Regions from separate parts of the Homo sapiens genome. Here region 1 is linked to region 2. A link is a contact called in ENCODE Hi-C or POLR2A ChIA-PET data. All regions are on one chromosome and are shown on one strand. Each heading gives the region's core, a stretch centred on a gene start or an enhancer-like site at or near the end of the contact. The rest is flanking DNA. Distances are from core to core; before and after follow the strand shown.

Region 1 (5,932 bases), core at 1,511-4,010, 140 kb before region 2:
AGGGCTTAGCCTTGTAAGTGTAGGTGTATTGAAAATGTCTTTCCAAAATATGAGTGTACCTTAGGATTTGTATGCCATCCCTACACCCATCAGGCTGTGTGTTTCCCAGAAGTCTAGAAGGTCAGAAATGGGAGGAGCCTCCCTAGCTGGAGGTGTCTCCCAGCAGCTCCCAAGGTGAGTTATTAGTAGGGTATAGTAATCAGGGCTCACATCCATCAGGTTGTGCCCTGGTCACTCCTTGGCCCTGCTGAACCATTGTCTAAGGAGGACTTAACAGCTATCCAGTATGTTAGAAATGAAACTTTCCAAACAGGTCATTTAGATGTTGTGAGATAGACTAATTACTACATAAAATTAGTGAGGCTGACTAGTGCCTGAGATACTTATCCACTGATGCAGACAGAAAGTGTCTGTTGAACATTCATTTTAGGACAGGCCACTGTTGTGATGTAGAATTATTGATATTTTATTGATAAAATGTTCTGATACAGATGGATATGCTGACAGGTGGCATACGGGCCCAGGCCTGTCATGATGTTAGCAGCCTAGCATATCACACCTGTTTAAAGTCCACGCTGGAATACTAGGAATGACTGGCCACATTTTCTTTTTTTTTTTTTTTGTCTCACTCTATTGCCCAGGCTGCTGGAGTAGGTATGATGACTCACTTTCAGCCTCAACCTCCTGGGCTCATGTGATCCTCCCCTCCCACCTCAGCCTCCCAAGTAGCTGGGACTATAGGCATACACTACCCCACCTGGCTGATTTTTTTGTAGAGGTGGGGTTTTGCCATGTTGCCCAGGCTGGTCTGAAACTCCTGGACTCCAGCAATTCCCTGCCTCAGCCTCCCAAATTGCTGGGATAACAGGCGTGAGCCACTGTGCCAGGCCCATTTTCATAATTTTAAGGAGGGAAATAATAATGGCTTCTTCCTGGGAATAAGGTTGGCCTATCCTTCTGGATGACTGGAATTGAGTCTTACAACTGTTCTAAGGGAGCAAACAAGAAACTGTAGGCTCTGGCTGGGCACAGTGGCACACGCCTATAATCCCAGCACTTTGGGAGGCCAAGGCAGGGGAACTGCTTGAGCCCAGGAGTTCAAGACCAGCCTGGGCAACATAACGAGACCCTGTTTCTACCAAAAAAAGTTTTGCCAGGCATGGTGGGGCATGCCTGTAATCCTAGCTATTCAGGATGCCGATGCAGGAGAATCACGTGAGCCCAGGAGTTTCGGGCTGCAATGAGCTGTGATCATGCCACTGTACTCCAGCCTGGGCAACAGGAGGAGACCCTGTCTGGGGGAAGAAAAAAAAACCTGTAAACTCCATAACCCAGTGGAAGGGAGCTTGCTTTTCCCAGGTGGAGCAAATTATCCCACAACAGTATGGTAACTCTCCCAGGTCTGTTGAGAAAAACCAGTGGCACTATGCTTACATAAGTTTGTTTATTTTTGCTAAACATGCAGTTGATTAGAACTTGAGACCCCTTTCCTTCATGTACTCTAGGCTGTAATCCACTGGGGTTTGGCGGTCATTGTCATCCAGTTGTACTTTGCGTAAACAGCAGATCTTTTTATAGGACCCATATTTTCAAGCAACTGTAAAACTTGGAATGCGTTGCCCTAATCCTGTCTGGGAACTTTTCAAAATGTTTAAACACCTAGCATACTCTGTGGCTGCAGGAGGGGAAGGCAGAAGAGTTTTCTCTAGAGGGTAGCTGGCTTTCCAGTGTAGTGTCTGAGCATTGTTGGAAGCAGGCATCTCGTTAGCTAATACATTACACCAATCAAGGAGAGTTATCTTAAGCCACAATTAATCTGCTCCCTGGCATATGTTGATAGGAAAGCATCATGCTGTTTCTTAATTAAAAGCAAACGGATTAAAAATGATTAATAAGAGTATTAAATATTCTCCTAAACTAAAGGCTTTGGGATTCTTGGGTAAATCTAAAAATCTTGGGGTTTTTTTTTTTTCCATTCTGAAATCCAAGAAGCATTTATTGTTTTATTTTTCCTCCCCTCCACCCCAATCTTCATAAGTAGGGGTATGTGTAGAAGTCCTGAAACCACGGAGCAGAAGAGTAAATTGCCAATGATGGAAATGGAAATGTTGAAATTTAGGTGGCGACGTTTAGGAGTCCAGGGGGACCCATCCATATGTGGGGCGTGCAGCAAGCTGGGTCACAAGAGTGAGTTAAAACCATGTTATGGGAAAAGCAGTGCTACCTTCTCCCTCGTGGATAGGGGCTGATGTGACACTTCCTTTCCTTAGGCGCAAAACACTTTCTCAAGGCAGTTTGGCCTTGAGAGATGCTGGGAGTCCTAACCCAGGCACAGAGAGGAGAGGGTCACTCAGGTTTGCACTGACGGGGCCACACACCCCAGCTGAAGAATTGCTGATCTGCTTATCAGTGATTAGATACAGAACTGGGCACATTTGAGTCAGAAAAAGAAATGGACAAAGAACTAAAAGAGACATACTGCTGATCCTTAGTCCCCGGAAGCCTTCATCTTTCCAATGTAAAGGAGTTAATTTTTAGAAACAGAGACGTCGATGAAATGACATACATTAAATAACCAGTCACAACTAAGTCGGCAGCTAAGTTAGAGACAGGAAGTGACAGTCTGAAAAGAAACCATTATATTTGAAGGCACGAGATAGTTAGAAAATAGCCTAGTGCTCAGTTTTGTACTGCTTGAGGCCTCTTGTGATGAAGACATTTCCTCTGCAGCCCAGTAGTCACAGCTGTGGCTTTGGTGACCTTGCTTGCATACAGGCTTCCTGTAGCCACGTCTCAAACCTCAAAGCCTCAGAGTCCCTAACAAACACACCCACCTATTAAATTATAGCACCAAACTCATTGTCATTCTGACTTTGACTTCGTTAGTGATAACAGAGAAGGATAGCGCACCTTTAAATGACAAGCTTTGTGTTTAATTACCCAAACAAAATGACATAAATATGAATGAGCCCTAATTGTGGTACTTGGTTTTCCGGAAACCATTAACAAAACGATTCCTAAATGATTTGTAAAGAAAATGAGAGGAGAAGAGAGCAAGGAGAAGGCTATTAGGCTTCTAACACACTCCTGAATTATTATGTAGTCAACCACCTAGGAAATACTCAGCTAAATGATCTTGAAAAGGAGGTGAGAGGTGGTTTGTTGAGACTTTCAGGGTTATGGACGTCTTGATCCTTTCGAATACTCTCATAGGTAATAAAATGGGGCTTAGGTTTCTGACCTGGTGGCTGTACCCTGGCAACAAGACTTCCCTCCCATCAGTTCCCCGTCCGTGCCTCATCAAAAGACAGTGGGCTCTATTTCAGGAGACTTCATCCATCCAGTGACTGCCAGGCCTCACTGAGGCTAGAGACTTATACTTTAGGCATTGTGTCTCAGCTCCTCTGAGAGCAAAACACCAAATAAACAGCCTTGCCTTCTCAATCACAATTTTACTAAGTAATTTGGGCTTTTAACTGGTTCTCTCAAACCTGTCAGGTTATTGAATTCTCTTAGCCTTTGTCAAATAGGTGGGTCCCTAGAGTCTGACAGGACAGAGTCAGGGTATGAGCACCAGAGTGCTCGGGAGAGCCCCATGGAGACTTCAGGTGTACACCTGTGTCCATAAAGGAAGAGAAGGAGAAGGGGCACAGCTCCTGCCTCGAGGCCTACTTCCTCCTCCTGCACGATGCTGACAGTGAAGGAGAATCGTGGACACGGAGCACACTTTTGGAGTAAGCAAGCACTCCAGATCCTGAATAGTCAGGGTGTCCCGGCCTGGCCTGACCCCTGGTGTTTGACCAAGAGTCATCTGTTTGCAGGCTTATGTTTGGGACAATAATAAGGATCTGGCGGAGTGGCTAGAGAAACAGCTGACAGAGGAGGATGGTGTTCACTCGGTAATAGAGGAAAACATCAAATGCATCAGCAGAGACTACGTCCTCAAGCAAATCCGCAGGTGAGACCAACGTGGGGAACTCCACTAGAGAAGGAGGGCTAATTTCTTTGGAATAAAAAGTTTCCAAACAAATCATGAGATGATCGCAGAAATCTTATGATCTCTGCAGTCTCTTGCTGTTTGAGACAGCTGTAGTTGACCCACAGGTACAGATATGGCCTGAAGCCCAATTCTTTTTCAGCTACTGCTCCCCAGGGGCACTTAGTAATCTCAGCTAGATGAAGGCTTAATTCACTGTGCCCACCTCTTAGCTCTGAATGCTGATACTCAAACCGGATGAACAACTCTGGGAGGAAAGCTGATTGTGTGTGTGGTGGTTTCCTGGGAAACCACCTCCTCACCTCCTGAAGCCAAGAGTTAGCTGTATTCTTCTAGAGGCTTCAGTCTGCTCCATAGGATCGGTGGTAGAGACTGCAGGGGCATTTTTGTAAAAGTTTATTTGGAAACATTTCACTTACAGAAAAGTTATAAAATTAAAAACAGTACAAAGAACACCCCTATATATAATATCTGTACTCAGATTTACCTGTTACATTTTCTCCCCGTTGCTATATCACTTATGAGTGTGCCTGCCCTCCCATATGTGTATACATTTTTCCTCTTTCTGAACTACTTAAGGGTGTTACATATATCATGGCCTTTACCCCCAAATATTTCAGTGTGCATTTGCTGAGAATAGGGATACTTTTACATAACCATCATAAAATGATCCACTTTTGTAAATTTAACATTGATTAAAAACTTTTATCTGATATCTACCATCTGTAGAACATTGCTCATTTTGAGTTTGTCTGATGTCTCCCCATGATGAGATGCAGGTGAGGCACTCTGGCCAGAACCTTCACAGGGCACCACATCTGGGGGCACATGCTGTTTATCTGCTCCTCCTCGTGTTAATTTCATCCGCTGGTCAAGATGTTGCTCCATTTCTCTACCGTATAATTACTGATTTTCCCCCCTTGCACCTAATAAGTAGTCTGCAGGAAGACATTTTAAGGCCATGCAAGTATCTTGCTTTCATCAAAATTTCCCTCTGGTGCAGTCTTTACGATGAGCTTGCAAAATGATAACTTTCCAACTCCAGCACACCCTCCACAATTACCAGTCACCACTCAGTCCTCACTCCTGCCGATTCTTTTATATATACATTATTGGTACAGACTCATGAAGTTCTATTTTTTACTGATTTATAATTCATTGCTGGGCTGCTTTTGATGCCCCAATTGCTGTCTTTGTGACATGCCCCCATTGGCATGTTTTGGGTTTTTTTTGGGTTTTGTTTTGGGTTTAATTCCTTTTTCAACATAGCAAAATGTTTTGGGTTTGTCTTGCACTACCTTGGCTGGATATTTGTAATATAGGGAAACAAATAAGGTGAGGCGTGACTAAAATGTCTGCAGTGGACGGTGCACACATGTTTATTGGGCAGTTCTTTAGCTGTCCTCATCTAGACACTTCTGCTTCTCTTTTCTTCACCATTCTCAATCTTCCTTTCCAGCTTGGTCCAGGCCAATCCAGAGGTTGCCATGGATTCCATCATCCATATGACGCAGCACATATCACCCACTCAGCGAGCAGAAGTCATACGGATCCTCTCCACAATGGATTCCCCTTCCACGTAGGAAGAGCTTCCTGCCTGTCCCTGCCCTGTCTCTGGAGAAAAGGGCTAGAGCTGCCTTTTACAACTGTAACCACTGTAATGAGAAGGCACAGGAGACCCAGCACTGGAGTCAAATGGCATTTTACTTCCTCTCGTTTCAGGTTATGCATGACATCCTGGGATGTAAGATCACAGAATCCCCCTCCAGCCCACCAGTCACACCTACCCCATTCAGTATTTATTACCCTGGCCAGGCCTAGTCCTCCACTCCCTGCACAGGACTGAGAAGGCAATGAAAGGTACAAACATGTACCATGAGGTCTTACTAACCAAAGTAGGGCTGCCCCTCCTGTCCTGACAGCCCCTTGGCCTCC
Region 2 (5,409 bases), core at 1,063-3,562:
AAGGACTAAATCATAGATATCATAACCTAAATGATAGTTCCTTTTATATTATCTGTGGATTCTCAACATGACACCCCTGACCTTTCTAAAGGAAAACAAATGACATTCTCCCAATAATCACCATATCTAGCCCCTTCTTCCACTCTGAGAAATTTACAATTCTTTAAAACTATAAGCGCACAGACTCCTAACTCTTTTGCAGGGAAGAGAAGGATTATGTGATTTTTTAGAATGGCAAAAAATGAGTTTCACAAATAACTAATATCACACAGTGCTTCAATGCAAGTCCTGGAAAACCAAAGGTCAGGGGTCACAATTCAAGGATAACATGTTCATCAGACACAGTGGTTTTTCAGCTCATAACCCTCTCCAGTAGCCAAAATGCACTGCCTTCTCTGTCACTCCACTGTAGGGTGAGCCATTAGTCCGAACATAAGGAGTATAGCAACTTAATCACTCTGGGCTTTAGATTCCTTATGAAGTGAAATGAAGTAACCTCTAAGACCCTTTCTAATACCAAATCAATGGTCTCTCCTAAGATAACAGATAGGGGTGCCTGACCAACATGGACAAACCCCGTCTCTACTAAAAATACAAAATTAGCCGGGCGTGGTGGTGCATGCCTGTAATCCCAGCTACTCGGGAGGCTGAGGCAGGAGCCTCGCTTGAACTCCAGAGGTGGAGGTTGCGGTGAGCCGAGATGGCGCCATCACACTCCAGCCTGGGCAACAAGAGCCAAACTCTGTCTCAAAAAAAAGATCCGCAGACTACTCTTGCAAAGATCATGGGGGATGACCGGAGGATTTTAACCCTGAAAAAATTAGGGAAGAGAAGAGTTCCATTCAAAAATGTCTACTCACCAGACGATCCTGGCAGAGTCTGCTCCCAATGGTCTTCATTCCATGCTTTTCTAGAGGTGGTTTTGCCGCAATACCTTTTGTCCGTGTCCAAGAGGGAGGCTGATGCCAGTTTTCTAATGCTACCCACTACTAGGAAATCACCTTCCCCATCTTCCCCTTCATCAAACCTGTCAATCACCCTGGCAGCAGTGGCTGTCGGGGGAGAGGGAAAAGTAAACAGAATCTCCAGGTTAGCAGAAACTTTAACGGGAACCCTGGTCGACCCATTTATCTCATAGTTGAACGTCCTTTACGAAATCCCCACCAACTTCCAGGAATAGGAAATTCACTCTCTCCCAAAGTAGAACACTGTCTTACTGCTGTTTCTAAACAGAAAGTTGACTCCTGGCATCTACTAGTGGGATCTATTTCTATGACTTGGATCCTATCAAACTAGTTGAATTCCTCTTCAATGTGTGACAGTCGCTCCAATATCTTAAATCAGTCATCACGTTCTCCCCTCACTCTGTCCCATTCTTTGGGGAGTTTTCTTTGCTTATTCTGGCTAAACAGTCCCGAGTTTCTTCAACTGATCTTCCTAAGATACGGTTCAGCACTCGCATTTATCCCTCCTTATTATCCCTTTCTCACACTTCCGACTCAAGTCTAAAGCGGGATTACTCCCAGCTAGACTCTGAACATCAGCTTACAGAACAGGAGTCTCAGTCGTCAGCCACTGAACAAGTGTCTTGAGACTTCAAGAGACTTAAACAGCACCAGAAAATCCTTCCATCAGTCTCCAACTTAGTTTTGAAGGGCAACCTGAATTAAAAACATGCGACTTTCTTCTCCTCCTTTCTAACGCAATACCAGAAAGGGCATCCTCAAAGCTAACTTCCAACTTGCTAGCAGACTCTCTGGCTCCCTCCAACAGGCCTGGAGCAAGTAAACCTGAAGACCAGCTCCTCTCGGCCTGAGCCCTCGATCTGTTCCGCCCATCCAGCCGAGCACCAAGTTTCGAGTGCGTGTGAAAAGAAGCCGAAGCCCTCCTCCCGAGGCCGGGACCACCCTCGCGGGAGGCGACGTTCCTCTGCGCCAAGCGAAGGAGCGCAGGCCCGGCGGCCTCGCGCACGCCCCTCCCACGCCGCCCCCTTGCCCCACAGGGCCTGGCCCACCGCTCCGCACGTGGCCTGCCCCAGTCCGGCCTCACCTTCCTCGGGGTCCGCTTCAGGGTCCGCCTCGCTTGGTCGCGGGTTCAACAACTGTTCCAGTTGCAGCGCCAGGGGCTGCGGCCCCGCCATCGTCACCAGCTCCCGGTCCACTCCGCTTCGCGCACGTAAATGTGCGGCCCAACCCCCGGCCCCGAAGCTCCTTCCCTGCCGGATCCTCTCGCCTTGATCCGATTCCCCGACTCCGCCAGAGACCGCGCGGAGGCCACCCCACAGCTCTGGACCGGCCACTTCCGGGAGGCGCGCGGGAGGGGGCGGGGCCTGCGCGTCACTGCGGGCGTTGCTAGCATGAAGGCGGAAGCGCGCAGAAGGTTGAAGGGATTGGAGCCGTATGGGCGCGTGTGCGCGTGCGCGTGCGAGTGCGCGGGAAGGGGCGGTGCGGAAGCGCGCCAAGGCACGTGACCGCTTCTGTCGCTGAGATGCGATTGCGATGCGCGCGGCCAGTGTCCCCTTGTACAAAATATGCCTCGAGATTTGTGCGAGATTCGCTTAGGAATAAAGCATAGCGTAGCCGTGGCCCACGGTGGCTGATTTGGGAAGGAGGAGGGAGTAGGGCTTAAGCTGCTCGAATCGCGGGTGCGCACTCGGGCACGCAGAGACTGGGACCCAAAGCAGGTTTGTCATTTCGCAATTTATAGTAGTCTGAGGCCGGGCACACGCCTCCCGCCCTTCAGCGGCCAGGATTTGGGAATCCTATGTCAGGGATATGCACGTGTAAGTGTGTGGCGGACTGCTGGCGTCTTTCTTAATGGGAATACTTAGGAATCGCTGTGGCTAAAGATAGTTTCAGTAGCGTCTCTAAGTACCCTTGCCTGAGCAAGGGAAAGGGGGTGGGGTGTGGATTACTCCACTGCATACCCCTCGGTATTGATTATCTTTGCTGTTCAGAGATGAGGGCATGCTCAGGCAGCTTAAGCAGGTGCACAAATGCAGAAAAATACAGGTCTACCGTTAGAGGGACAGACTCAAAATATAAAGACTTAATAGTATAAATGTAATTGCACCCCGCACACGGAAAGACACAATCGCTTTACATCCTCTTTCCTTCATCAAGCATTCCCTGACTGCCCACTATGTGGCAGGCACTGCTAGATAAGATACAAGATAAGTAAGTTGGATTCTCCCCCCCACGGTAATCAGCCTAGGAGGGTAGACAAACATGTAAACAGAAACTGCAATAAGGGATGATAAGTGTGACTACAAAGTGGTCTATTCTTATGGTATCTGTTGGAGGTTGCCTGTAGAGACCTAGACCCCTCTAAACAGAATCTGCCTCAAAAGGATCCAGAAAAGAGATGTTAGTGGTGCACTGTGGCAGTGCCCCTTGGGTACAGCCCGGGCCAGTTGGATCCCACAGCTGAACAACTGGGGAACCCTCAGCTCTCTACTGTCTCCCATGAAAACCAAGGGAAGAGAGGATCTCTGACTTTCACAATCTTCATATGTCCTCAGGGCCAAGAGCAATAAGAGGACACCACTTTAGTGGAGCCTGTTCCATGTCCCTGTAAAGTGGCCCTTGAAGAATGAAGACAACCAGGGCTGCAGAGGGGAAGGAGAACCTGTCTGAGGGTAAACCCCCTCAGACATGGAAGGAAAAGAATGCCAGGCTAGGCAGGGCACTCAGGAGAAGAAAACGGCTTTTTACCATCCATAAGAGAGCTTAGCCTAAGAGAACAGTTTTTCGTTTATCCTCTATAATTGCAGTCTTGTGCCTGTGTCCGGGCCTCCCAAGCAAAAGTGTGTTCCTTGCTCCTTGACAAGGTGCCATGGGGCTTCAAAGGACAAAAATGTTTCTCCCACCCCACATTTAAGAAACTACCTCCTGCAATCCTATCCCCTTGCTATGTTGGGTACTTACAATGCTTAGAAACCTGGCCTTTGAGGTAAAGAGAAGGAAGAAAAGAGAAAGGGAGGTGAGTCACTGCAGAGACCACCTCTAAGCTGTCATGCAAACAGGACACTGCTGGTCAATTTGGGGGCTGTGCTGGGCAAACACTCAGCAGAAAATGCCATAGACCTGTTTACTTACTCTCCCTTCTCTGTCCTGGTCCCTACTGACTTGGGAAGCCATTTTAGCAAGGAATCAAGACCGTTCTACTGTCACACACATCCCAGGGCCCCCCAAAATGTTTGCCTGACCTTATACTGAAGGTAGAAAGAGGACTCCAGGAGTGGAGGGAAGAGGAAGTAATTCTAGGAATTAAGATGCAACTGAGAGTAGTTGAGGCAAGGGACAGGGGAGCAAATTCTCAAATACTCCCTCTGGGGGCCTCTCCCTACCTGCATTCCAGTGTCTTGAGATGGTGGGGGAAGGGCTTATTGATGGGGTAGGGATGGAGATGGAGAGTGGACTGTGGCGAGGAGTTTCAACCTCTGACTGATGTAGAGATGAGAGCAGATGAGAGGAACAGGGAGAGGAGAATAAGGGTGAGCAGTTCCCTAACAGAATGGCCTTCTCCAGAGAAGGCGGAGGGGCGCCCAGTCCACAATCCCTCTCCCTGCCCTCCAAGGGCTGCAAAGTGGCAGGCGATTAGGCACAGCAGAGGATGGGCAAGGGGTGACACTTTCCAATTGTCCCAAACAACTGTCTGCTCACTTGACAAGGAGTTTCAAGAGTTTGGGAAAACCAAGTTCCCACTTGCCTCTCTTCAGATGCTGTCCACCCTCAGGTGCCAGCCCTGGCAATGCCTATCCTGGCTCTCCACAGGTAATACTTCCCCAAGTGCCTCACCTAGAGCAGCTTACCAGCGGCAGCCAGCCCGGAGAAGTTGGGTGGGTGAGCTTCAGCTCCCTCGCCAGAGCAGATGGTGGCTCCCTGCTGCTGGAACCCTGAAGGCAGGTGGCGAGAGGCACAGAGGTGGTGGCTTTAAGATGGCCACAGGGAGAAACCAGGCTGCCCTCCCAGGCGAGAGGGGACTGCAGTGGCGCTTCCCTCCTGCTGCGCCTCCTGCGGGAGCTCCGCCTAGGTATGGTGCCGCACGTCCCCGCACCTCGGGGCCAGAGGTGGGCGGCACAGCACTGATGGGAAGGAGAACAGGCCCTGACATTTCCAGGCCTCCTCCTTGGGGCCTTCGGCTCCAAATTTGACTGCTGAGCGTTGCCACCTGTTCGGGTTTTCGCCAGGATTCTGAATCCCGCGACGAGGGGAGAGACTGCGCCACAACCACGTTGTTAGAAGAATCGAATCCACATCGTGTGCCCAACTCGAAAACGCTTCTTATCAAATACCCCGATTGCACAATAAAGCTGCTAAATAATTCAGCAGCCTTGATAGGAAAATGCAGCTTCCCAGTGAGCGCAGTTCATTTAAATGAATGTCTTTAAAGGGGGCTAGGGAGTAG

Evidence for each region. A loop is a pair of places that touch in the nucleus more often than their neighbours do. ChIA-PET counts read pairs that join two places held with the same protein, here RNA polymerase II (POLR2A). Pooled maps may share reads with other maps.
Region 1: a loop to region 2 is called in a pooled map, with 2.8 times the contacts of the local background. The contact joins the enhancer-like site here to the promoter of AATF in region 2. A Hi-C loop is called at or near these places in 2 of 50 pooled maps. POLR2A ChIA-PET finds 5 or more read pairs at or near these places in 4 of 52 experiments (Panc1, activated CD4-positive, alpha-beta T cell, activated CD4-positive, alpha-beta memory T cell and 1 more).

Annotation. Positions count from the first base shown.
Region 1 is chr17:37,086,964-37,092,895 of GRCh38, reverse strand. ACACA (acetyl-CoA carboxylase alpha) reads left to right here. Exons shown (of 56, transcript NM_198834.3): 55 at 3,822-3,958; 56 at 5,457-5,932. The coding sequence ends at 5,580. Among named protein-coding and RNA genes, the nearest start is that of MIR2909, 56 kb to the right of the region's middle. RefSeq lists an enhancer at 2,668-3,169. Within about 2 kb of position 2,760, at least 9 of the 41 ENCODE cell types and tissues checked have a DNase peak (open chromatin) inside an H3K27ac peak, as active enhancers do; they include endothelial cell of umbilical vein, where a contact is called at or near this core.
Region 2 is chr17:36,945,857-36,951,265 of GRCh38, reverse strand. It overlaps AATF (apoptosis antagonizing transcription factor), which reads right to left and starts at 2,312. Exons shown (of 12, transcript NM_012138.4): 1 at 2,050-2,312; 2 at 861-1,052. The coding sequence starts at 2,140.